Linked DNA regions of Homo sapiens: region 1 is linked to region 2. A link is a loop called in an ENCODE intact Hi-C map of the cell type or tissue named here. Cell type or tissue: psoas muscle. All regions are shown on one strand. Links, peaks and the distances in the headings refer to the core of each region. The heading gives the core; the rest is flanking DNA. Region 1 overlaps ZNF423 (zinc finger protein 423). Region 2 overlaps ZNF423 (zinc finger protein 423).

Evidence for each region. A loop is a pair of places that touch in the nucleus more often than their neighbours do. Peaks named below come from ENCODE experiments on the same cell type or tissue, not always from the same donor. Only the 100,000 strongest peaks of a DNase experiment are listed, where the experiment ranks them.
Region 1: it touches region 2 in a loop (2.1-fold over the local background); 2 of 110 quality-filtered maps call a loop at or near these places.

Annotation. Positions count from the first base shown.
Region 1 is chr16:49,771,080-49,782,685 of GRCh38, reverse strand. The region is part of intron 2 of ZNF423 (zinc finger protein 423); the gene reads left to right. Among named protein-coding and RNA genes, the nearest start is that of ZNF423, 79 kb to the left of the region's middle. RefSeq lists enhancers at 6,139-6,650, 8,189-8,700. In psoas muscle, for the core only: no CTCF peak of the experiment used is centred there; a DNase peak (open chromatin) is centred at 6,375; H3K4me3 peaks cover 793 bases; H3K27ac peaks cover 1,217 bases.
Region 2 is chr16:49,708,258-49,719,863 of GRCh38, reverse strand. The region is part of intron 3 of ZNF423 (zinc finger protein 423); the gene reads left to right. It also overlaps the pseudogene MRPS21P7. Among named protein-coding and RNA genes, the nearest start is that of ZNF423, 140 kb to the left of the region's middle. RefSeq lists enhancers at 1-196, 6,547-7,113, 7,114-7,681. In psoas muscle, for the core only: no CTCF peak of the experiment used is centred there; no DNase peak of the experiment used is centred there.

The DNA of each region.
Region 1 (11,606 bases), core at 3,488-8,487, 62 kb before region 2:
AGTAGGAGAAGGGTCTGTGGATGGGCCAGAGATAGGACACAGTTTGCTGACACATACTTCTTGTGAATGCCTGGGCAGGTTAGGTAAGTTTATTTCTGGCATGGTGACAGACACACTTGTGGTTTGAGAGGAACACTCAGTATTATCAGTTGACCGTGATGGACCCGCAGCCTGAGACCTTATTGGTGTCGCACTGTGATCAGACTTTTAGGCTTTCCTGCCATGGGACAGGTCTTCTTGCTCTGGTTAATAGGAACCGTCACTCCCATTTACGAGGTGCTTCTAGGAGCCAGGGCTCCTTTCCAGTGCTTTTCACATACATGTGAGAAAACCGAGAAACAGAGATGCTATAACTTGGTTCTAGGTCACTCAGCCAAGAAGTGGCAGAGTGAGGGTTTGAACCCAGGCCGCTCATGCATGAATTTAGTGCCTCAACTGTAGATGGCAGACATGCCGGTGAGAAAGTGGGTCCCATGCCTTGTTTTAGAGGAGACTCTCTGGAATCAGCTCTGTGCCCCGGTCACTCCTGGGTCAGGTAGAAGAGTCTGACTGCAGCCAGCTCTCAGGATTTGCTGCCTGGAAGGAGAGGAGGTACATGTTTTGAAGACCTTGCACACATCTCCCATGTTCAAAGCCAGGCCTGGAAAACACTGGGCCAGGCTCTCTGCAGGGACTCACACCACCTCCAGCCCCATCCCCAGCCCTCCTTCCACATCTGGGTGTTGGGCATGGGGCCAGTTTGCAGGGGAAGGTGGGGATAAGGCTGCAGTCTCTGGGACCTGCTCAGATGGGAGGTAGAGCTGGCAATGGGGTAGCTGGTGTCCTGGGACCTCCTTGGGAAGAATGCATTGAAGCCTCCCATTTTTCTTTTAGCCTGGTTCTGGGTAAAAGTTGGGGTGAGGAGAATGGTCAGGGTCCCTGCTCCTGACCAAGGCGACAGCCTCATCCCCTGCAGTCCTTTGCCCCGAGGTTTTGGCTGGGGAAATGGATAGAAATGTCCAGAAGCCCGGGCCTTTCACCATGGGGAGGCGAGGCCACTCCGTGCAGTCCCGCCTGCACTTCTGAACCACGCGGAGCTGCCTCCTGCCCTGCTTGTGTTTTGCTGGAGTGCATAGTTATTATTTCAACAGCTTCACAGAAACTCCACCCACACCCCTGCGCTTCTGCACTTGCGTTTGCATTTCTCCCAGTCCCCTTTCGAGCTCCATTCGTCTATAAGCTTCTAGATGAAGTCCACGCTGAACTCGCAGTGGGTTTCCCTGTAGTCCCTGTTGGACCTGAGCTTCCTGTGATCCTGGGACCCACGTACCTCTCACCTTAGTGTCTGTGCTGGAGCCCTTGAGTGGATGGGCATGAATGTTATTCTCCGCCTCTCCCCTGTTGGACGTTTGGACTGCTTTAGGTGATGGCTGTTGTAAATAATGCCATGATGAACATCTTCGTGTGGGTGGTCTTTTTTTTTCTCCTTTGGAGATTTTCTCAGGGGCTCCCAGCACCTTCTAACTTTTTCTTTCAATCCCCAAATCAAGGCTGGAGAGACTGTTCCCCTCTTCTCTGTCCATTGCTCCCCGCTGGGTCTCACTTTACACATTTCCCCAAGTGACCGTCCTGCATTGGGTCACCTGTGGGATGTCCCACCCACCCACGATACTTGCCTGGAGCTGCCTGGCTGTGGCCCGTGGTGCATGCTGCCTGGGCGCCCTTTGGCTTCCGGCTGGTGTGCTGGTGGCGTCCACCTTTTGTGCTTGAGCCCTCAACCCAATCATCTTCTTGATGAGGACCAAGGGACATTTTAAAGGAGCAAAAAAGTCTCACTAAATAGATGTAGAATTTCCCAGCATTTTAAAGACTTATGAAATGCATTTTTATATGGGGCCAGCTGGGGAGTTTCTCATTAGCTCGGCTGGGGAGCCTGTGGGGAGTTGAGCTAAGTGGAGCCAGGCAGGCTGGGTAGGAAGACGCGGTGGCCCTGAGCTCACCGGGGGAGCGTGGCAGGCATGCGCTGGCGGGTTGGCTCCATGGACCCCTGGCCAGGCAGCCCGGGCTGCGCCTTTGTTAGAGCTGCTCCCCCTCTAGCACAGGGGGCCTCAGAAATCGTCAGGTGGTGACTGGAGCTGAGAGGTGGCCACTCTGTTACCATGGTGAGCAGTCTATGGGGTAGGGCATTCTGTATCTTGTGTGCACACGGATGCATGCACTTGTGTGTGTGCTTGTGTGTAAGTATGCCCAGGTAGCTGCAGCCCTGACTCGGACCCCTGGCAGGGGGAGGCTCCAGCACCCCTGTGCTCCGCCTGCTGGTTTGTGCTGCATCCTGGGCTCCCTGGGGCTGCCTTGGACCAGTTCTCTGAGGAGGAGGTGGCATTTCCTGCCCACCCTTTTCCTCTGGCTCTGCACCAGCCTTGGGGCCCCCATTGGGCTCCACTGTACTTGGCTTCCTCGTCGACATGCCTGCTGTGCACATGTGTATGCAGAGCCTGTGCATACATGTACACATGTGTGCTCTGGACTCAAGTGTGCTGGTACCCAGGACATGTGGAAATGAACACGTGTGCAGTGCGTCTTCTGACTCCTGTTTTCCTCCTGTACCTCTACCCTGGCTGATGACTTCGCTTCCACGGAGCTAGGCTTGTCTTGCTGATTTCCACCCACTTGAGATGGACTTGGGGCTTCCCTGATGGCAGGGATGCTGTCATTTGTCTCGTGTCCCTGGCCTGGCATTGAGATTTTGCAGCGCAGTTGCTCAGTTGATTTGGGACCATCTGCCCCAGCAAGCCCATGGCCCTGCCCCTCCTCTCCTGGTGCTGTTGGGCTTTTCGGGGGACTTCAGTAATGAGGATTGTAAAGACAAGGAGGGGCCAGTCCTACTTTCTCCAAAGCTGGGGTGCTCCCTGAGGATGGAAAGGCCTCTCTTTGGTGTTGGCTGTTTCCTAGGTCCCCAAGGATCCCGCTGTCCTGCTGGTGGACACTGGAAATCAATAGTTCTTTGGCGACTTGAAGCCTGCCTGTAAACAGTCAGGCATGTCTGTGGGTTGGGGTGTGTGGGGTGGGGTGCCAATGGCATAACTCCTCATGCATTTGGGGGAGTTGCTGCCCATCCTGCTCCCTCCAGTGTTGCCCAGCCTTGTGCGTCCTGGGGTGGTTTGCACCAGTGCTCCTCAAACTTGAACATGTGTGCAAATTGTCAAGATGCAGATTCTGACTCAGCAGGTCTGGGTAGGGCCTGAGATTCTGCATTTCTAACAGGCTCCAGGGTGATGTTGATGCTGCTGGTCCATAGACTGTGTGTGTCCCCTTGGCATTTTTTGAAGCTCAGCCTAAATGACACCTCCTCCAGGAAGTTTCCCATGATAGCCCTGACATAATTTTGTGCCCCCTGAGCCAAAGAGCTCCTGATCCTGGCCCTCAGTGCTCCCGCTGCCCTCTGCTTGGTTCTAATGTTCCTTCTCTTATACCCAGCTCCCTGATGCTCTGCTCACTCCTAGGGGACAGTGACCAAGTCTGATTCTCTGTGTCTCCACAGCCCAGCCCTGGCTTGGCAGTTGGCAGGTGCCTGGCAAATGTCTGCCAAGATGCAGAATCTCACCTCTACTTCTTCGTCTGTATTTGTCCTGGGAAGTGCAGGGCCTGAGTTTTGTTCACTTTGTTTAGAGCAAAATCTGGGTTTGAGGTCTAGATACTTATTAGCTGTTCAATATGGAGTAAGTTACTAAACCTCCCTGTCATTTCATTTTCTCATCGGAAATGGGGAGAATAATAATTCTACTTCCTAAGGCCATTGTGAGGATGGCACGGGAAATCCGTATGGAGTGCTCAACCCCTAAGGTGCCACCTGGCACCCTGTACCTTTACTTTTGCTATTGACACCATGTGGAGGGAAGTGCCATAGGAGCTTAGCTCTGAGCTTTGCGTCTGTATGGGTGACAGAGAAGGCTCAGATGGGCCCCTCCTTCTCGTCACATCGTCACAGCTTCCTGCCTTTCTCCCCACATCGTGACTGGCAATCTCTGGGCATGGCCACAGTGCCTGGGGCAATCCGCTTCACCTTCCTGCAGATTTGGGGTGGAACTGAGTCTGTAGGGAACCATTCTTGTTCACCGTGGTTGGTGAGGCATGGCTTGTTTCCCAAGTGGGGAAGGCCAGGTGGGGTGGGGGTTGGTGGGAGGTGGGCTGGGTCTGCTCTGAAAGGTAGAGGCCTGAGGCTGACCTGAGATCAGGTTCCTTCCTTGGGTGGGGCTGGACACATGGACTGTGCGGCCATGGGCCAGTGCCCATTAGGAAATGGCCAAAATCAGCTTGACCACACCACCTGGCGTGTGTTGGCTTCCTGGGTGGACACTCTGCAGGGCCCAGCTCCTGGGTTGGATATGGTCAATGGTGCCCTGCTGTAGACTGCAGGCAGCCCACAGGGGTTAGGCTGCTGTCATGTCAGCTGACATTCCCTTAACATTCTTGAATGTGCAGGCAGGTGCACACACACGCACACACACACACACTCTCACACACATGAGATTATGCTGAACCTGGCTATCTGATGCCTCTCTGGTTCAAAAAATTATTATTTTACCTCCACTGATAATTTGTTCTCCTTTGTCATGGTTGATTGCTTTAACTGATGGCTGCTGGCCATACGTGATAGTTAGCACATCAGACTCATGCTTAGTCTGGCAAATATGATATATTTTACTTATGCTATTCTACTTATCAAGGCTAAATGCCTTGCAAACCTGGCAAGCTTGTGGAGGCAGGGACAGTGCCTGTTTGCTTCCTGTCGTATCCTCAGCAATTATCACTGTCTTAACAATAACAATTAAAAAATAATAACCATCTAGTGAGCATCCACTTGGTGCCAGACAGGGGGCTGTGACATGCATTATCTCATTTAAGCCTTGTTAACCACAGTATTAGCATTCCCGTCTCACAGATGAGCAACTGAGGCCAAAGAGCTAAAGAGACTAGTCCAGTCTGCACAGCTAGTTGGGGTTTTGTCTGAGTCTAGGGCACGCTTTCTGTAGTTGCTAATTCACAGTGCCTGGGACTCAGTGGAGACTTACTGCATCTTGGTGGAATGACGGGCACTAGAATGTGCTGTAATCCCTAATGTCATTGCAGCGACACACCACTAGTGAGAAGCCACCAGGGTCAGTGTGGGAATGAGTGATTGCTAATGGGCAAAAACCTGTGAGTGCTCTTTGGTGGTGATGTGTAAATTCACAAGTCATTGTGTGTGCATGCATGTGCACACACAACATACACATATTACATGCACACCAACACAAGGATGCATGCACACATTCATACATATATATGCTCATACTCTCACTCAGTGCAAATGTACTCCACACAATGCACATGGACATTCACACACATGTAGGTACACATTTGCACACAATGCACATGTACCACCCATGCACATGTAAACACACACGTATGTGCACATTGGCATATGCATACTCCACACAATACACACATTCACATATATGGGCCTTCACATACATGTTCCTCCATACTACACACATATGTACGCACAGCCAAGTGCATGCATATGCATAATGCACACCCACACAGATGCCTGCAGACACAGGTATGCACACACATGCATAACACAGATGCACACCCATACGTGCATACAGGAGTGTGTTCACACTGCCAACATACCCATAGTGCGCATGTGCACACACTTACAAATGCATGCACATACAGAGGCATACACACATATGCAGCATTCACTCATCCACACCCAGGCATGCAAATGAGCAGAAAAAGCCTGTTTCTGGGCTGTCTCCCTTGAAGGATCAGGAACAGTGCCCAGGCGGGGTGTTCAAGATGTCCAGATTGTCTCCTTGCTCTGTTTTCTTTCTTCCATTTCTTTGTCGTACCCTCAGGGCCCTAGACATTCTTTCCATCCAAAGATTTGCACCCCTGCACTTGGGCCCAGTGCTGGGCTGACCCTGGTGTGGACCTAGACCCCAGTCTTGGTGCATCTGTCTGTTCGCCTGCCTGGCCTGCTGTGGCCTGCATGGGCCGCCCCGCAACCCCCAACTTGCATGTGACTTCATTTTACACCCTGCACCTGCCTCTTTAAGAGACCAGGGGCCTGGCAGGCCTGTCCCCAGGGTCGGGGCTGGGGGAGGCTGGACAGCTGCAGGTTGGGGGGAAGCTTTGTGAGCTCCCAGTGGCCTCTTGGAGCCTGGGTAATGCTGGGGAAACTGAAACAAAGGCCGACAATGGCCTCCTTCCCTCCCCGGGTGGCCTCGGAGCAGGGCCTGCCTGGGCGGCCTCTGGGGGCCCCTGTTATTTCCTGTGCTGGCTGTGGGGCTCCTGGCCAGCTTGGAATGGGGCAGGAAGCTGGGCAGGGCATCGCCTCCCCACCCGCTGGGCTGGCCCTCGCAGGCCAGAGTAGCCGCTCCTGGGAGTGGGGGTCGGCTCAGCGTTCCTGTTCTGTGACCGCTGCTCCAGCTCCGCTTGGCCTGGTCTGCCCTACTCAGGTCTGGCCAGGCCTCCCAGGAGGGAAACTCAGCCTTCCGTCTCCGCTGCCCTCTCCCTGCTGCCGACTCCATGTGCTCCCACCATCTTCATTGAGTCCATCTATGCTGTCACCTGAGCTCCTGCATCTCCTCTCCCTAAATGGCCCAAGCCTCTGTGTTCAGAGCCCTTGCCCCACAGAGCCAAGGACAGGGTCAGGCAGGGAGCATTTCATGGCTTATTAATTAATTCATTTGGGATTATGCTAGAGGTTAGCATAGGTTTGGTTATCAGGGTTAGGGTTACACTGAAGGTTAAGTTTAGCGTTAGGTTTACCAAACCCTGCAGACCAAAAAGACACGAGCGTTAAGGGCATGGGTTTTCAGGCAGATAGGCCCTTATTTCAATCCTGATTCACCACCAGTTATTCATCATAGTATTGTCAGGCGTCTGTGTGCTTCTAGGCCACAAGGGCACAGTTGGGTCCCTGACTTCCAGGACTCACATTCTAGAGTGAGGAGGCAGCAGTGGGCAGGTGAACACACACAGCACAAATTAAGTGTATTCACTGTGAGAATGGGCTTGACTCAGTGATTGCACCTTCCCAGAGCTCAGTTTTGTGATCTGTAGAATGGGAATAACAAAGCCCCTACCTTGTGGCACCATTATAAGGACAAGTGAGAGGGTACATGACATGTGTCCAGCATGGTGCCTGGCACACAGCATGTCCCCAATAAGTGCTAACTGTGATGATTACTAATGAAAGGCTGTCGAGGTGGCCTGTGGGTCAGTGGGGAGCTCAAATAATAGTTGAAGAGACTAATTATGTCAAAACCTAAGGGAAGGGTCAGGATGCCTTTGAGCCTCCTGGCAGCCAAGGCCCAAAGAGAAATAGAATCAAAGCTGCTTCTGTATTATGTAAGAGCTTGGGACAGACCAGTGTTTTCCCCCTGGCTTGGAATGCTGAGGAATTTATTCTGTGGATCCTCATTAATCAATGGACAAACAGCAGGAACCATCTCAGTAACAATTTGGCACACGATGCAGAAACATCTTTCTTAGAGTTCCTTCTTCAATTGACCCTGGAAAAATGCTCCGTGCCTCAGTGCACCACACAACCCTGGAGTTCCATGCAGTACAGCCTGGAGGGAGCTGGGCGGAGGCAATGCTGCCTTTGCTGGGCTGCGTCTGGGGGCTGGTGGGGCAGCTGCTGGGGTAACTTTCCTAAGTGCCTGGTTAAGTGCAATTGAATGGGTTTCTTTAAGGCAGGATCTCCAAGGGCCCTCAACATGCCTGTGGATGCTTTGAGTCATAGAGAGGGTTCTTAAAACTCTTGGGCTCAGAATCTGTCCTTCATCCCTTTTTTTGACTACCACCTATCCCTAAGCCCGGAATCTTGGAACACAGTTTGGGAAGCTCTGTTTATGTGCTTCTCCTTTGAACTGAACACCATGGGAGGCACCTCACTCACGGTGTCCCCTCCTCCCCTTGCCCAGACTGTCATTTGGCTGTGGTTTATTCCGATAGGCCTGGGGGTCTTCATCTGGCAGAGCCCACCCACCTGTTGCTTACTTCTTACTGGATGATTGCATTTACTCATCTTATCTGAGTCCAATCCAGCCTCCAACAGGGGTGCAGTTAGGGAAACTGAGGCTCAGAATGCGTAGAGGGCTCAGGGCATGCTCACACACATGCATACACCTGCATGCACGCACGATCACCCACTTTTTGCTCTGCGTGTGTAGGAACGTTGTTCTGTGTCTGAGATCTAAAGTCTGGCTGGAGCCCCCTCTCCCTCTCCTGCCCACCTCCCCCTCCTGGTGGGCAGGACTGGGAGCCTGCCCCAGTTAGGCCTGCCAGTGGCCACTTACTCCGTGTCTGGCGGGTGCCCTGTGGAGTTTCCATGGTGAGCTGTCCTCTGGGGGCCCTGGGTGGGACTTTCCATCTGGGTGGAAACCTGACCCACTGGCCCAGGGCTGGAAGGGGAGGAAATGCCTTCTCCAAACGTGGAAAGAGGAAGCAAAGAGAGGTGGCCAGCCTGGGATTCCAGCCACAGTCCCTGACTTCTGCAAAGCCACAGGGCCTGAGGACCCCAAGGAGCCTGGGAAAGAGCTGCGTAGGACTCACCCATCAGGGACGGCCACAGCTCAGATAGGGCCATAGCTGCACAGTGTGGCTTCGCTTTGGGAGCTGACTGTTGTAGGCTCCTGTGGTTCTGCCCTTGAGCTCGTGCATGTCTGTGCTGGCATTCCTTGCATGCTCTTGCAGAGACTTGGGGCCAGCCAGTTGGTAAATGGCTGGGCCAGGATTTGGACTCAGCTCACTGTCCCCAAGGCCCATGTGGTTGTCACTCTGCCTCCTTGCCTCCCTCAAGCAGGCATTTCCATAGGCATTGCCTCACTGAGTCCTTGCGGGCGCACTTTGACCATTGGTATTATCATTATTCTTGTATTTCATAGGTGGAAATTGAGGCTCAGAGAGGCTAGGCATCTTGCCCAATGTCACACAGCAAGTTTGTGGCAGAGCTGCACTATAGCACAGATTCCACTCACCCTTTACTTTGCTGACAACAACATATGCCTATGTACAGGTCATTATTTATCATTTAACTTCCTTCAACATAGATAGGCACATTTGCCAAAAAATGAGGACAATAACAGTGTAAAGGGATTGGCAATTGCAGTCAACAGGAGCTGGCTTACTCAGGGAACCTGCGATGTGGTTAGGCACTGTGTCCCCACCCAAATCTCTTGAATTGTAATCCCCCAAATCCCCATGTGTCAGGTGGAACAGGTGGAGATAATTGAATCATGAGGGCAGTCTCCCCCGTGCTGTTCTCGTGACAGTGAGTGAGTTCTCACAAAATCTGATGGCTTTTTTTGTTTGCTTTTTGTTTTTTTTTTGTGAGATGGAGTCTTGCTCTGTCACCCAGGCTGGAGTGCAATGGTGGCATCTCGGCTCACTGCAATTTTCGCCTCCTGGGTTCAAGCGATTCTCCTGCCTCAGACTCCCGAGTAGCTGGGATTACAGGCACCCACCACCATGTCTGGCTAATTTTTGTACTTTTAATAGAGATGGGGTTTTGCCATGTTGGCCAGGCTGGTCTCGAACTCCTGACCTCAGGTGATCCACTCGCCTAGGCCTCCCAAAGTGCTGGGATTATAGGCATGAGCCACAGTGCCCAGCCAATCTGATGGTTTTATAAGGGGCTTCCCCCTTCGCTCAGCACTCACTCCATCCTGCCACCCTGTGAAGAAGGTGCCTGCTTCTCCTTTGCCTTCTGCTATGATTATACATTTTCTGAGGCCTCCCCAGCCATGTGGAACTGTGAGTCAATAAACCTCTTTCTTTATAAACTACCCAGTCTCAAATATTTCTTCATAGCAGTGTGAGAATGGACTAATACAACCTGTGATGTGGGTGAGAATCTGCTGTTCCCTCGGGTGTTGGTCTCTGTGGCCCCTTGTGGGGCAGGTAAATTTGACTCTGGGGTTTTAAGATGTATTTTCATCCCACATGCTTGATGTATGGACCAAACCATTCTCCATGGATGTATCTCAAGCCACAGCAGTTGTATCTTAGGGGAGAGGAAAGAGTTTTGGGGAATAACTTTGACTCTAAGACACATTTGCCTCATAGACTAACTTTAGAACCTGGCACTCCCTTGCCCCCGAAGCTGGGACAACAGGGGTGAGCCTGTGCCTGACCCACGGGTTCACCAAGGATGCTTGGACCAATGTGTCAGGGCAGGTGTGATGGCCAATTCTGTGTCAATATGACTGGGCTAAGGGCTGCCCAGACAGCTGGTGAAACATGATTTCAGAGTGTGACTGTGCAGGTATTTCGGGAAGAGATGAGCATTTTGATGGCTGGACTGAATAAAGCAGACGGCTCTCACCGGTGCAGGCTGGCATCATCCAGTCCACTGATGGTCCGGATAGAATGAAAAGGCAAAAGAAGGGTGAATTTGTTCTCTTTGTTTGAGCTGGGCCATCCGTCTTCTCCTGCCCTTGGACGTCGGCACTCCTGTTTCTTGCGCCTTCAGCCTGGGACTGGGACTGACAACATTAGCTCCCCTGGGTTTCAGGCCTTGGGATTTGGACATGAACTGCAGCATCGGCTTTCCTGGGCTTCCAGCTTGCAGATGACACAGGGTGGGATGTTTCCAGCTTCTATACCTGTGTGATCCAGGCCCTCATAACACATCTCTTTTGTATGATCCAGGCCCTCATAACACATCTGTGTGATCCAGGCCCTCATAACACTTCTCCATATATCCATATGTGGATCCTCTTGACTCTAGTTCTTGGGAGAACCCTGGCTAAGGCTCTAGTTCTTGGGAGAACCCTGGTGAGGGTATGTGGGAGCTGAATTTTCTCTGTGTGAGTCCATTTTCATACTGCTGTGAAGAAATACCCAAGACTGGGTAATTTATAAAGAAAAAGAGGTTTAATGGCCTTACAGTTCCACATGGCTGGGAGGCCTCATAATCATGGTGAAAGGCAAAGGAAGAGCAAAGGCACGTCTTACATGGTGTCAGGCAAGACAGAATGAGAGCCAAGCAAAGGGGGACACACCCCTTATAAAATCATCAGATCTTGTGAGATTTACTCACTACCATGAGAACAGTATGGGGGAAACTGCCCCCATGATTCAATTATCTCCAACAGGGTCCCTCCCACAACACATAGGAATTTTGGGAACTACAATTCAAGATGAGGCTGTACTTGGTGGCTCATGCCCGTAATCCCAGCATTTTGGGAGGCTGAGGCAGGAGGATCACTTGAGGTCAGGAGTTCAAGACCAGCCCGGCCACCATGGTGAAACCCTGTCTCTACAAAAAATACAAAAATTAGCCAGGTTTGGTGGTGCATGCCTGTAATCCCAGCTACTCTCAGGAGGCTGAGGCAGGAGAATTACTTGAACCTGAGAGGTGGAGGTTGCAGTGAGCTGAGATCACACCATTGCACTCCAGCCTGGGTGACAGAGTGAGAGAGTGAGACTCCTTCTCAAAAAAAAAAAAAAAAAAAAGAAAAAAAAAAAAGAAATTCAAGATGAGATTTGGGTGGGGACACAGGACACAGCCAAATGATACCAGTCTCCATCGGTGGTGTTATGCTTAGTCTTACTCCTGAACAACACCT
Region 2 (11,606 bases), core at 2,572-7,571:
CCAGTATATTAGTTCATTTTCACACTGCTATAAAGAACTACCTGAGACTGGGTAATTGATGAAGAAAAGAGGTTTTTAATTGACTTGCATTTCCTCAGGCTGTACAGGCAGCATGGCTGGGAGGCCTCAGGAAACTTACGATCATGGCGGAAGGTGAAGGGGTAGCAAGGACATCATAGCATGGTGAATCAGGAGAGATAGGGTGAGGGGGAGGTGCCACACACTTTTAAACAACCACATCTTGTGAGACTCACTCATCACCAGCACAGCAAGGGGGAAATCTGCCCCCATGATCTAATCACCTCTCACCAGGCCCCTTCCCCAACACTGGGAATTACAATTCCACATGAGATTTGGGTGGGGACACAGAGCCAGACTATATCACCCAAGTGTTACCAAAAAACCACATCATTTGCCATCAGCCAGAGGGAGAAAGAGGGATGCAGCTACGTATTCTAAAATTGCACTAACAAGGTCTTTTCTTTATTCTGTAGATATTTCAATAATAAGTTTTTTCCCCCAGTGTATTAGTGTATAGCTCTAAAACCTCAGTGTCACTGAGCCAGCTCAGGGCCCGTCACGTGGAGCTGCTCTTCCTTTCCCGTCAGGTCTGCTTTTTCATTAGGCCGGCACTTCCTGCCCTCCTTATCCTCTGTCTCACCCCTGGGCGGGAAAAGCAAAGGCCAGAGCCCCCCAGAGAGGCCCTGCTGCCTTTCTCCTGGAGGTGCTTGTGCTAATTCTGGATTCTGTTGGGCATAAAGATCTGAAAATTGTGTTCCCTGAGTAATCAATCTCGGTTACTACCAATTTGAGGTTTGCAAAAGCTTTGAGAAATGCCTGTGGGTGAGGATAGGAATAGCCTCCAGCTGGGATCCTGACCTGATTTTGGGGTAAAAGAGGCAAATAGAGGGGAGTTGTTCTAGAAGAGTCCTTTATTATAACTGGCTATGGTCTGAATGTTTGCTTTTCCCCCAAATTCGTTTGTTGAAATCTAATCCCCAATGTGGTAGTATTAAGCAGTGGGCCTGTAGGAGGTGATTAGGTCATGAAGGCTCTGGAAGAATGGGATGAGTGCTCTTACAAAAGGGGACCCAGAGGACTGCCCAGCTCCTTCCACCATGTGAGGACGCAGCAAGACTGTGTTGTCTATGAGAAATGCGCCCTCACCAGACACAGAATCTCCCAGCACCTTGATCTTGGACTTCCCGGCCTCCAGAACTGTGAGCAATAAACATTTGTGGTTTAGAAGCCATCCAGTTTCTGGTATTGTTGTTATATGAGCCTGAACAGACTTAAGACAGAGCTGAAAAGTGTTGATGCTCTCTTCTTCCATTCCTTACTCCACAATTCCAGGCACTCAAAGGAACAAGCAAACTTAACGGATGAAAGAGAAGTGTGTTCCTTAGAACCACAGCATCCCCTGGCACGTGTGCGTTCATTCACAGATCTTTTATTTTTGAGACAGAGTATCACTCTGTCACCCAGACTGGAGTGCAGTGGCATAATCTCGGCTCACTGCAGCCTCCACCTCCTTGGTTCAAGCAATTCTCCTGCCTCAGCCTCCTGAGTAGCTGGGATTACCACACCCAGCTAATTTTTGTATTTTTAGTAGGAAGGGGTTTTACCATGTTGGCCAGGCTGGTCTTGAACTCATGACTCAGGTGATCCTCCCACCTTGGCCTCCCAAAGTACTGAGATTACAGGTGTGAGCCACCACACCCAGCCACAGAGGCTTTTTTTAAAAGCATCTACTGTGTGCTGGGAACTGGGTGAGCAAAACACTGGGTGAGCACTGGGTGAGCAAAACAGACAACAGTTCCTGCCCTTGTGTAGCTTACTGGGCCCCTCGATAACTTTGGCCAGGGGATTCTTGAATGTACTCCTATGAGTTGGTTGGTCCCCTCCCTCTGTGGGGTAGTCCAGTAGTTCAGTACTGGCCAATGTGTGCATGAGTGGTGTGGAAATGAAGAACAGGAGCCGGTTCACTGCCAAAGGGTTATTTACTGTGCTCTGACGCTATGTCAGCAGAAGCAGAAAGAGTGTCTGTTCTGTGTGTTGCTGGAGGGAGTGGTTCAGGGAGGACAGAGAAGGAGAGATCTCAGGGTCATGCTTGCAAGTTGGAAGGTTGGGATTCCCTGCCGACCAGTGTCAGACAACCAAATCCTAACCAGCTGAAATCAAACAGTGCAATGTATTGGCTCATGTAAATAGAAACCTAGGTGTAGGACTATCTTCAGGTGCAGCTGAATCCAGGGACTCCAGTGAAGGGCGAAGGACCCAGTCTTCCTGCATCTCCTGGCTCTGAGGAATGCCATGATGGCTTTTGGCTCAGGTCAAGTCAAGTGCTCTGAATAGCAGACCTGAAAAGTTTCCCCAGAGGAAATCAGGGTGCTGCTAGCAGAAGAAGTGGGGATGGATGCTGGCCGCAGAAGCAGCCTGAAGAGAGAAGGAGCTGAGGCCATTTAACCTAGACAGCAGGTGACCTGACCTCCTGAACTGAGGGGTAGGCAAGAGCTTGGCTGGAAGTCCAGCCAGCCCTACCAGTTCCATGGGGGCCTGTTCCTATGATGGTGAAGGTATGGCTTGAGTGGCTGATGCTTTTATTATTGCCTCTGGGTAAGATGCCTCTGTGTGCCAGGGCAGTGGGGGAGTGGGGATGAGACCTGTCCACCCCTTTCTCCATTAATGTTGATACTCCAAGGGCCAGACCAGGACCAATTCCAGAAGTCCCCAGGGACACCTGCCTGGCCTATGTGTAAGGAGTGATGTTTTGGTTGGTGAGAGTCTTTGCAAGCCTGGAGATGAACACATCAGAGGGTGGCGGGGGAGGAGAGTGGGATGCAGGCTTGGGGCTGAGAGATGGGCATGTGGATTTATCAGGTTCCTTCAAACCTTGAGATCCTGTGATTGACATCCCTAACATGACACCCTAATACAGAAAAATAAAGAACATCCCCAAACAAAATGAGAAACCAACCAAATTTATCTCCCGCTGACTGGGGCTTGCAGGTCAAGGAGTGCTCCCAGCAGATCATCCCGTAATGCGGATTCCACTTTCCTCTGGTCACAGCCTCCCCAGCACCCCAGCCCACTGGCCTAGTGGCTCAGAGGGGCGATCAGGAGGAACTGCTTCTAGTGTCGCAGCAAAAGCCGGGGAGCAGGGAGAGGCGGGGGATTCGGAACAGGAAAAGAGCAAGGAAATTTAACTCTGGCACTGGTCTAAAATAAAGCGCTACTATTGGTTGAGTGTTTTGGCAGTGTTTTTAAACACTCTGTGCCAACTCAGAGAAAAAATGTACAGGGGATTATAAAATGCTTCATTTTGTGTTAAACAGTTTTATTTTGGAGTTGACTGGCTAGGATTTGGCTGCCTTTGGAAATGACGTCATGGGTATGAGGGTGCATGTGGGAAGACTGAGGCAGGCGAGGTGGCTCTGCAGGTGGGGGAATGGCAGCCAGCTTGGGGGAGCACACCTGCACCTCTGTCCCCGCCCTTGGATATGGAGTGTCTCAGCCTCTCCAAGGGCTTGGCTGAGCAGGTTGGTGCTGCCTCATGATGGGGGTGATGAGGTCAGATCTGCTGGAGCGGGTCTGACCCCTCTGAGGGTTGGTGGGGTGTGTTGTGGGAGGTAGGTGGAAGGAAGGTGGCTGAGGGGCAGGCAGCAGGGAGACTTGGGAGGGGCAATGGCTGGCATCTGCCTGTGGGCACCCAGCCTGTACCCAGCCTTTTCTCCTCAACTGCCCTCCGCTGTCCTCAGGACAGCTTGCATCTGACTCTGCTCCTCCCCCACTGCCCTGGGGATGAATCCACTCCCCTGCCTGGCCCTGTGCCTCTTGCGGCTTCTCCTCCTCCTGCTTGATTATCACAGCTCACTGCAGCATCGACCTCCTGGGCTCAAGCAATCCTTCCACCTCAGCCTCCCGAGTAGCTGGGACTATAGGCTTGCACCACCATGCCCCACTGTGCCCAGCTACTTTTTTGATTTTTTGCATACATGGGGTCTCTCTATGCTGCCCAGGTTGGTCTTGAACTCCTGGCCTCAAAAATTCCTCCTGCCTCAGCTACTCAAAGTATTGGGATTACAGGTGTGAGCCACTGTGTCTGGCTTTTGTTGTTGGGAGACAGGGTCTCACTCTGTCACCCAGGCTGGAGGGCACTGGCACGATTGTTGCTCACTGGAGCCTTGAACTCCTGGGCTCAAGCCATCTTCCCACCTCAGCCTCCCCAGTAGCTAGGACTATGGGTGCACACCACCATGCCCAGCTAAGTATTTTATATTAATTTTGAAAAAATGTGGTCTTGGTAAGTTACCCAGGCTAGTCTCAGACTCCTGGCCTCAAGTACTCCTCCTGCCTTGGCCTCCCAAAGCACTGGGATACTTGTGCCAGCTGCCGTGCCCGGCCTCAGTTCCTCCTCTTGAGCCGTCAACAGGCCGTGCTCATTCCACTGCAGGGCCTTTGCACCACCTGCCTTCCCCGGGTGTTCTTTCAGCTTTTCACGTGGATAGCTCTCTCACTTCCTTCTGTGTCTCCAAGGTCACCTCCTCAGCGCGGCCCTCCTTGCTGACACCCTCCCCCGTCTCCTGCAGCAGCGGCTCCCTTCAACGCCAAACACATCACACCATTTATTTCCTTTATGGCAGTGATTGCTTGATGTTTTTGAATTATTGTCTCTGCCACTCGAAGGTGACCCTCTTAGGAGTCCCGTCCTGTGCTGTCTCCCTCATGCCTGTTCCTGTCTCTGGCCTTGTGGCAGACCTGGTGCATAGTAAATGCTCAGGGAATACTTACTCAGTGATTTGTTGGAAGTGGCCTGGGTGGTGCTAAGTTGTTCCCTTGGATGGCACGAACACCAGGAATTCTTGGGGGCTTGCAGCTGGGCCGTCTCCTCGGGACTGGAAAGAAGCCTTCCCCTCCTCAAATTCCACCAAGCCACACCCAACTCACACCTCCCTTCCCATTCCAGAAATGGCTCTTCCCATGGCTTCCTGGGGGCTGGAGAGCAGGGGCCGCGGGACAAACCCCAGGGTGCATTTCGGTCTTCAGTGGAGGGGGCAGTTCATATTTCAGACCACCCATTTTTATTTTTAAATTAATTTTTTTTTTGTAGAGATGGGGTTTCACTATGTTGCTTAGGCTGATCTGGAACTCAAGCAATCCACCCATCTCAGCCTCCCAAAGTGTTGGGATTACAGGTGTGAGCCATTGCACCCGGCCTCATCAGTTTTTTTTTTTTTTCTCCCAGGCTGGAGTGCAGTGGCGAGATCTTGGCTCACTGCAACCTCCACCTCCCGGGCTCAAGCAATTTTCCTGCTTCAGCCTCCCAAGTAGCTGGGATTACAGACACCTGGCTAATTTTTTGTATTTTTAGTAGAGATGGGGTTTTGCCATGTTGGCCAGGCTGGTCTTGAACTCGTGACCTCAGGTGATCTGCTCACCTTGGCCTCCCAAAGTGCTGGGATTACAGGTGTGAGCCACCGCACCTGGCCCCATCAGTTTTTAATTTAGCTCCTAGTATGTACTAGGCCCTGGCTGCGTGTTGAAATATAGCAGCACCCTGAGTAGACCAGATCCCTGCCCTGGTTGGGGAAACAGATAATAAGGAGGTAAGCACCGGGTGCTTCGTCATACCGTCATACCATCATGTGTGAGGTGATGAATAAATACAATTGGCTCCCGCCCTTCGGAGCCCATGATCTCCTGGGAGAATGAGCCGTCTGCAGGGCACAGGAAGATGCTCCGGCTCCTGGGGATGGGATTTGAGAAGCACTGCTGGGGCGTTAAGCAAGAGACCCAGAGCTGGGCTTCAGAAGCAACTGTGCCTGGTGGGTTCACTCTCTCCTCCTTCCTTTACCACACTGCCGGGCTGACTTGTCTGCCCTGTGGGAGGCGTGATGGAGTTGCAGGGAGAAAGCCACTGGTCATTGACTCCACACAGCCAGATCACAGGGGAGGGATGGGGGCCCTGGCAGCGGGGGAGTGAGTTACTGGAAGATTCCCTCTTCGCCCACATTCTCTGGGCCTGCGTGTCTGATCACTGACTTTCTGTCTCTCCAGTCTCACGGATGGCATCTTTCACACTGCTTCCTCGAATGCCTTTTTATCACAGTCTCAACAAACACCTTGCAGACATATTTACTTAAAAATTCTTTAAAGAATACCCCCTTGGTCAGGGTCCCAACAGAAAACAGATGGCGCACTCAAACCGGGAGATGGAGGAGCATTTAATAAAGGGCCCATTTGCAGAAGCGGGCAGGGGAAGAAGGGGAGCTGTCCAGGAGTGGGGCATCATCCTGAGAACCTGCCAGGGTGCGGGGAGGGGCATTTAGGCCACCTGGAGAGACTGGCTGTAGGGAGGCTGCTGAGGGAGAGGGGTGCAGCAGGGCAGGGCAGAGGCTGGGAGAATAACTACCCCAAATCTGTCTCCTCCCCCACTGCAGTCGCTGCAGGAACACAGAGCAGGAATGGACCAAGGTGGGGGCGGATCTAGAGGGGACAGTGGCAAATATCCTTTGTACCCACCCCACTCCCTGGGCTCTCTTAGATCCTGCGGATGAGCAAATGCTCAGAAGTCAGATTTTGGAGATCAGCCCCAGTTTATAGCAGTTTCCTGTGTGATTTGTGTGGGGGAGTGGGTGGTGCCCTGTTTCTCCTGGACCCTGAGGCTATGTCAGGTGACTGTGGGCTTTTAGCTTTTGGTGGTCCCTTTTCCTGGGACAAGCCAATTGCCAGCACTTTGGTCTTGCTCTGTAAGGCCACAGATGATGGAGCAGAGGAGCAGATTTGTCAGACTGGAGGCCCAGCGCCTGGCAAGTGGAGGTGTACAAATGGAGGCCTGAGCTGCCAAAACTTTATTTGCATAAATGGCGACATGAATCAGTTATCATTCTGATTAAATCCATTTTCTGCTTAACTCCTGGAGAAATTGGCAATGGAAGGCATTCTGTGGCTGTCACCTGCACGACGGTGTCATTCTGTTTGTGGCTTCATAGGGACAATGGCAGTGGAGAGGTCAAGGAAAAGCAGGAAGGTCAAGGATGCATCCGCGGAGCCTCTTTGTTCATTATGTATTTCCATCACACGTGGTTTCCACTCGCGGATCGCGCCGCTCCCGGGACCCCCAGAGGATAAGACAAGGGAACCGGTGCTCTGAGCACCAAAGCTATTTTTATTTGTGTGCAGGGCAAGGTGATGTGGCGGCTGCAGGCCGAGGTTCAGCCGTCCCTGACACACAGAATTGGATATTAAGGTGGAATTAGAAGCTTGAGTCTGAGGAGGTCCCTAGCGAGGGATGCATTCAGGATGGCATTATGACTTTCCAAACTGCTTTTGCAGAGGGCAGTGAGGGGAGATGAAGGAGCTGTTTTGGGGGCCAACCCTCAGCCCCTGAGTAGCCCTCTATCAGTGGATTATGAATTGTTTGTTTCCCGAAATCAAATTCTCTTTCTATTGTTTCTTTTTTTTCCAATGGCACTTTCCCCTCTGGACATTCCTAAGAGCTTTTTTTCTCCTCTTCACAAAGCTTTGCGGCACCCCACCTGCTCAGGCACGCGAGCCCCACCGTGCATTAGCAGTGCGGGCGCCCGTTCCTTCTGTGACCAATGCAGGCCCCTATGTTATCAGCATCACTTTGCCTCCAAGTGAGGAGCAGAGAAGGCCTTCCCTCATTATTTTAAAACAATTAAATGTGATCAAATATCACAGTAATACATAAATGTATTCTTTATTATTATTATTTTTTTAAATAGCGACAGGGTCTCGCTCTGTTGCCCAGGCTGGAGTACAGTGGTGTGAACATAGCTCACTGCAGCCTCCTGGGCTCAAGCGATTCTCCTGCCTCAGCCTCCCAGGTGTCTGGGACTGCAGGCATGTGGCCCCATTTCTGGCTAATTTTTAAATTATTTATTTATTTTTTCTAGAGACGAGGTCTCACCGTGTGTTGCCCAGGGCTGCTCTTGAACTCCTGGGCTCAAGCCATCCTCCTGCCTCAGCCTCCCAAAGTGTTGGGATTAGAGGCATGAGCTACTGCGTCTGGCCATAAATGTATTCTGTTTGTAAAAATTTCAAAGATAGGCTTCAGGCTGTCCCCACCCCCTTGTTAACTACTGTTATTACCATTTTGGCTTTCTTGATTCCAGACCTTCTCCTACACCTTTACGTAATACTGTATTTCATAGATTCTAAGACACATTTTAACATTTCTGAAATTGAGGTGCATCTTTCAACTAGTGGCTTGTCATGGTTTAATTGACAGTGGGTTTTGTTTTTCTTTTTCAGTGGTCTGTAAAATAATGGTGCATTTTACCATCCACGGTGTCTTACGTTCAGTGAAATATAGTGTTATGTGTATCCACAGAAACAATGTTATATTGATTTTTGATTAAAAAATGAATGATACCATATTGGATCTATCATTCTGCAACTTGCTTTTTTTCCATTTAGTATTAGACCTCAGAGAGCTTCTCACCTCAGCGGGTACATCTCCCTACTTCTTATTAGCTGCTGTGGGGCTTGCGTAGTGTGGATGCCCCGTGCTTTATGCAGCAGGCCCCTGGTGGGGGGTATTTAGGGTGTTTCCAGTTGTTCACTATAGTAAACATTCTTGTACACGTCTCCCTGTAGGAACACTTTTTTCCATGGTTGATAAGGAGAAGGGGCATCGTTGGGCCCAGCCTCTGTAACCTTCTCTTTCCTTCATTCCAACATTCTGTTCCATTGCATCTTATTTTATCCCACCTGCTCTACTCATCCCATTCCACCCCTCTCATTCCATCCTATCCTGTCCCATCCCATCCCATCTCACCCCGTTCCACAGTCGTCACCCTAGTACCAACTTGGCTTTACATACTGTGCTTGAGGGGCCCACAGAGGGGAGTCAGTACCTGCCTACCCGGCAGCTTCTGGTGCAGCTGGGAGAGAAACCCTGAAATAAGACTTGGATCTGAGCCCCATGTCCCCAAGTGAAGCCTGGGGGTGGGGCACAGGTGTTGTCTGGTGCTGAGGGAGACATTGCAACCTCATTTTACACTCATTCTGGGTCCTCTCAGGCTGGCAAGCCCCTCGGGAATTAAACAGTGTTCCTTAGCATTGCCACGTGTTGTCACCTCTTGACTGGTATGGAGCTTAAATGAGAATCTTCCCCAGGTGGGTTCCTTAAGGCTGGACACCTGTTTGACTTTTTGTGGAGTCCCCTCTCTTGTTTTCCCACCATTAAGAGCCACCTGTCATTCCAGTGGCACCCGGCTGCTCTGCACAGAGGTGCTGTGCCATCTCACCAGGATGCCGGGGATGGAGAGGATGCAGGGATGGAGTCTCCCTCACTACTTCTGCCGCCTGGTGACTTTTGAGCAGAAAGTGCCAGAGTCGGCCCTGAAGTGACTTCAGGCAGTGCTTCTTAGGCGTTTAGGTCCTTATGATCACTTGGAATCTTATGAAAATGCAGTTCCATTTGAACAGACCTGGGGTGCCGGAGAGTCTACATTTCTTACAAACTCCCTGGGGATGCAGATGCTACTGAACCACACCGGAGTAGCAAGGACTTTAGGAAGGATAGGCCAACTATGGAGGCAGGGAGGACCTGGGAAGTGTGGAAGAAGAATTTTGGTGAGAGCTGAGGTGTTTTAGGGTCCAAAACTAGACATGACGAGCAGGTCACCTCTTCGGACTATAGATTATTGTCATTATTGTTATTTGTACTTTTGGCTCGCTATCTCTAGCAACTGTGTGCAAGTCAAGGGAGAGTTTGTTGGTTTATTTTAGGCTGATAGATTTGTTCTAGAGTTTCAACTGTTCTACATGTGGCATGTAGTGGAGCATAATTCTTCATTCTGAGGACTGTTCCTTGCTTGGCAAGACATTCAGCATCCTTGGCATTGCCCACTAGATGCCAGTAGCAACCTCCCTGATTATTGTGGCTGCCTCAGTCCGCTCTGGCTGCTATAACAAAATATCTGAGACTGATTGTGTGATTTACATGCAACAGAAATTTGTCGTTCACAGTCCTGGAGGCTGGGAAGTCCAAAATCAAGGTGCCAGGAGATTCCGTGTCTGGTAAGGGCCCACTCCTCATAGATGGAGACTTCTATGTGCCCTCTGGTGCAAGGGCAAAAAGGGACTAATAAGCTATGTTGGGGCTTTTTGATAAGGAAACTGATCGCACTCGTAGGGATGGAACCCTCATGACCTAATCACCCGCCAAAAGCCCCACTTCTTAATACCATCATCTTGGTTAGGTTTCAACATACAAATTTTGGGGGGACGTAAACATTCAGACGATAGCAGTGGCACTTGAAAAATGCTCCTGAAGGGCGGTTGCTGCCCCTGGCTGAGAGCTGCTGAACTAGATGCACCCCTTGTTGAGGGCGGGGACCATGGTCTCGTTTCCATACCTGGAGTGGCTGGCATCGTACCTGGCGTGGTGTAGGAACCTGATAAACGTGTCTTCCATGAAAAAAGGCAGCCTCTCGGGCACTAAGATGATGTCATTGTGAAGAACCCCTGCTTCAGGGAAGAGTCAGATTTGTGTGCCTCTGTTACACCGAGCAGGGTGGCACCTGCTGAGAACAGCAGCGTCCTGACCTCGAGGGATGGTTGGGGGAGACAAGAGGCAGGAAATGATGGTGCTTCTGAAGTCAGCTTTGTTTCCTTGGCTTTCCCCCAGGGCTCCGAAGCTCCGTTTTCATATATATATATATAAACGGCTGCTGAACGTTTGAGTTTTTTATGCGTTTGTCTTTTCTGGGCCGAGCTGCTGGAGGATAAGGCCTGTCTTGTTCATCCTTATGTCCTCAGGGCCTGGTACATAGTAGGTGTCTTGTAAATGTTTGCTGAAATAACTATTTGAATTCCTTAGGGAAATCAGCTCTTCCCAGGAGCTCAGTGATGGATCTTTCTGTTTCACTGAAGAGCAAGTTTGTAATGTGAATCTTTACCCCCCGCCCATTCATTCATGGGGTTATTAGTTCATTCATTCATTCAACAAATATTTACTGAGCACCTACTAGGTCCCATGCCCTGTGCTGAAGCAGGAGGAGGCAGGCATTGTCCTCACTGTGGAGCTGAGGGTGTGCTGGGGGGAACAGACATTAGTCCAAGAATCAGACAAGCAGTGGGAAAATGACAGCCTCCGCAAGTGCTTCTAGGGGAAGGTACATCCATGGCCTGTGAAAGGCTGTGCGGGTAGCACGTGTTGGGTCCCTGTGGCATGTGGGCAGTGGAGGATGTCGGGGAGGGGTCCCTGAGGTGGTAGAGTTGGAGCTAAGTTCTGCAAGGAAGAGCAGGGCATGGTGGCTCATGCCTGTAATCTCAGCACTTTGGGAAGCCGAGACGGGCAGATCACTTGAGGTTAGGAGTTTGAGACCAGCCTGGCCAACATGGTGAAACCACATCTCTACTAAAAATACAAAAAAAATTAGCTGGACATGGTGGCACACACCTGTAATCCCAGCTACTGGGGAGGCTGAGGCGGTTGAACCCTGGAGACAGAGGTTGCAGTGGGCTGAGATCTTGCCGCTACACTCTAGCCAGGGGGGCAGAGTAAGACTCTACCTCAAAAAAGAAAAAAAAAAGAAAAGAAAAAAGTGGTGGGTGTCGTATCCACAGGCTCA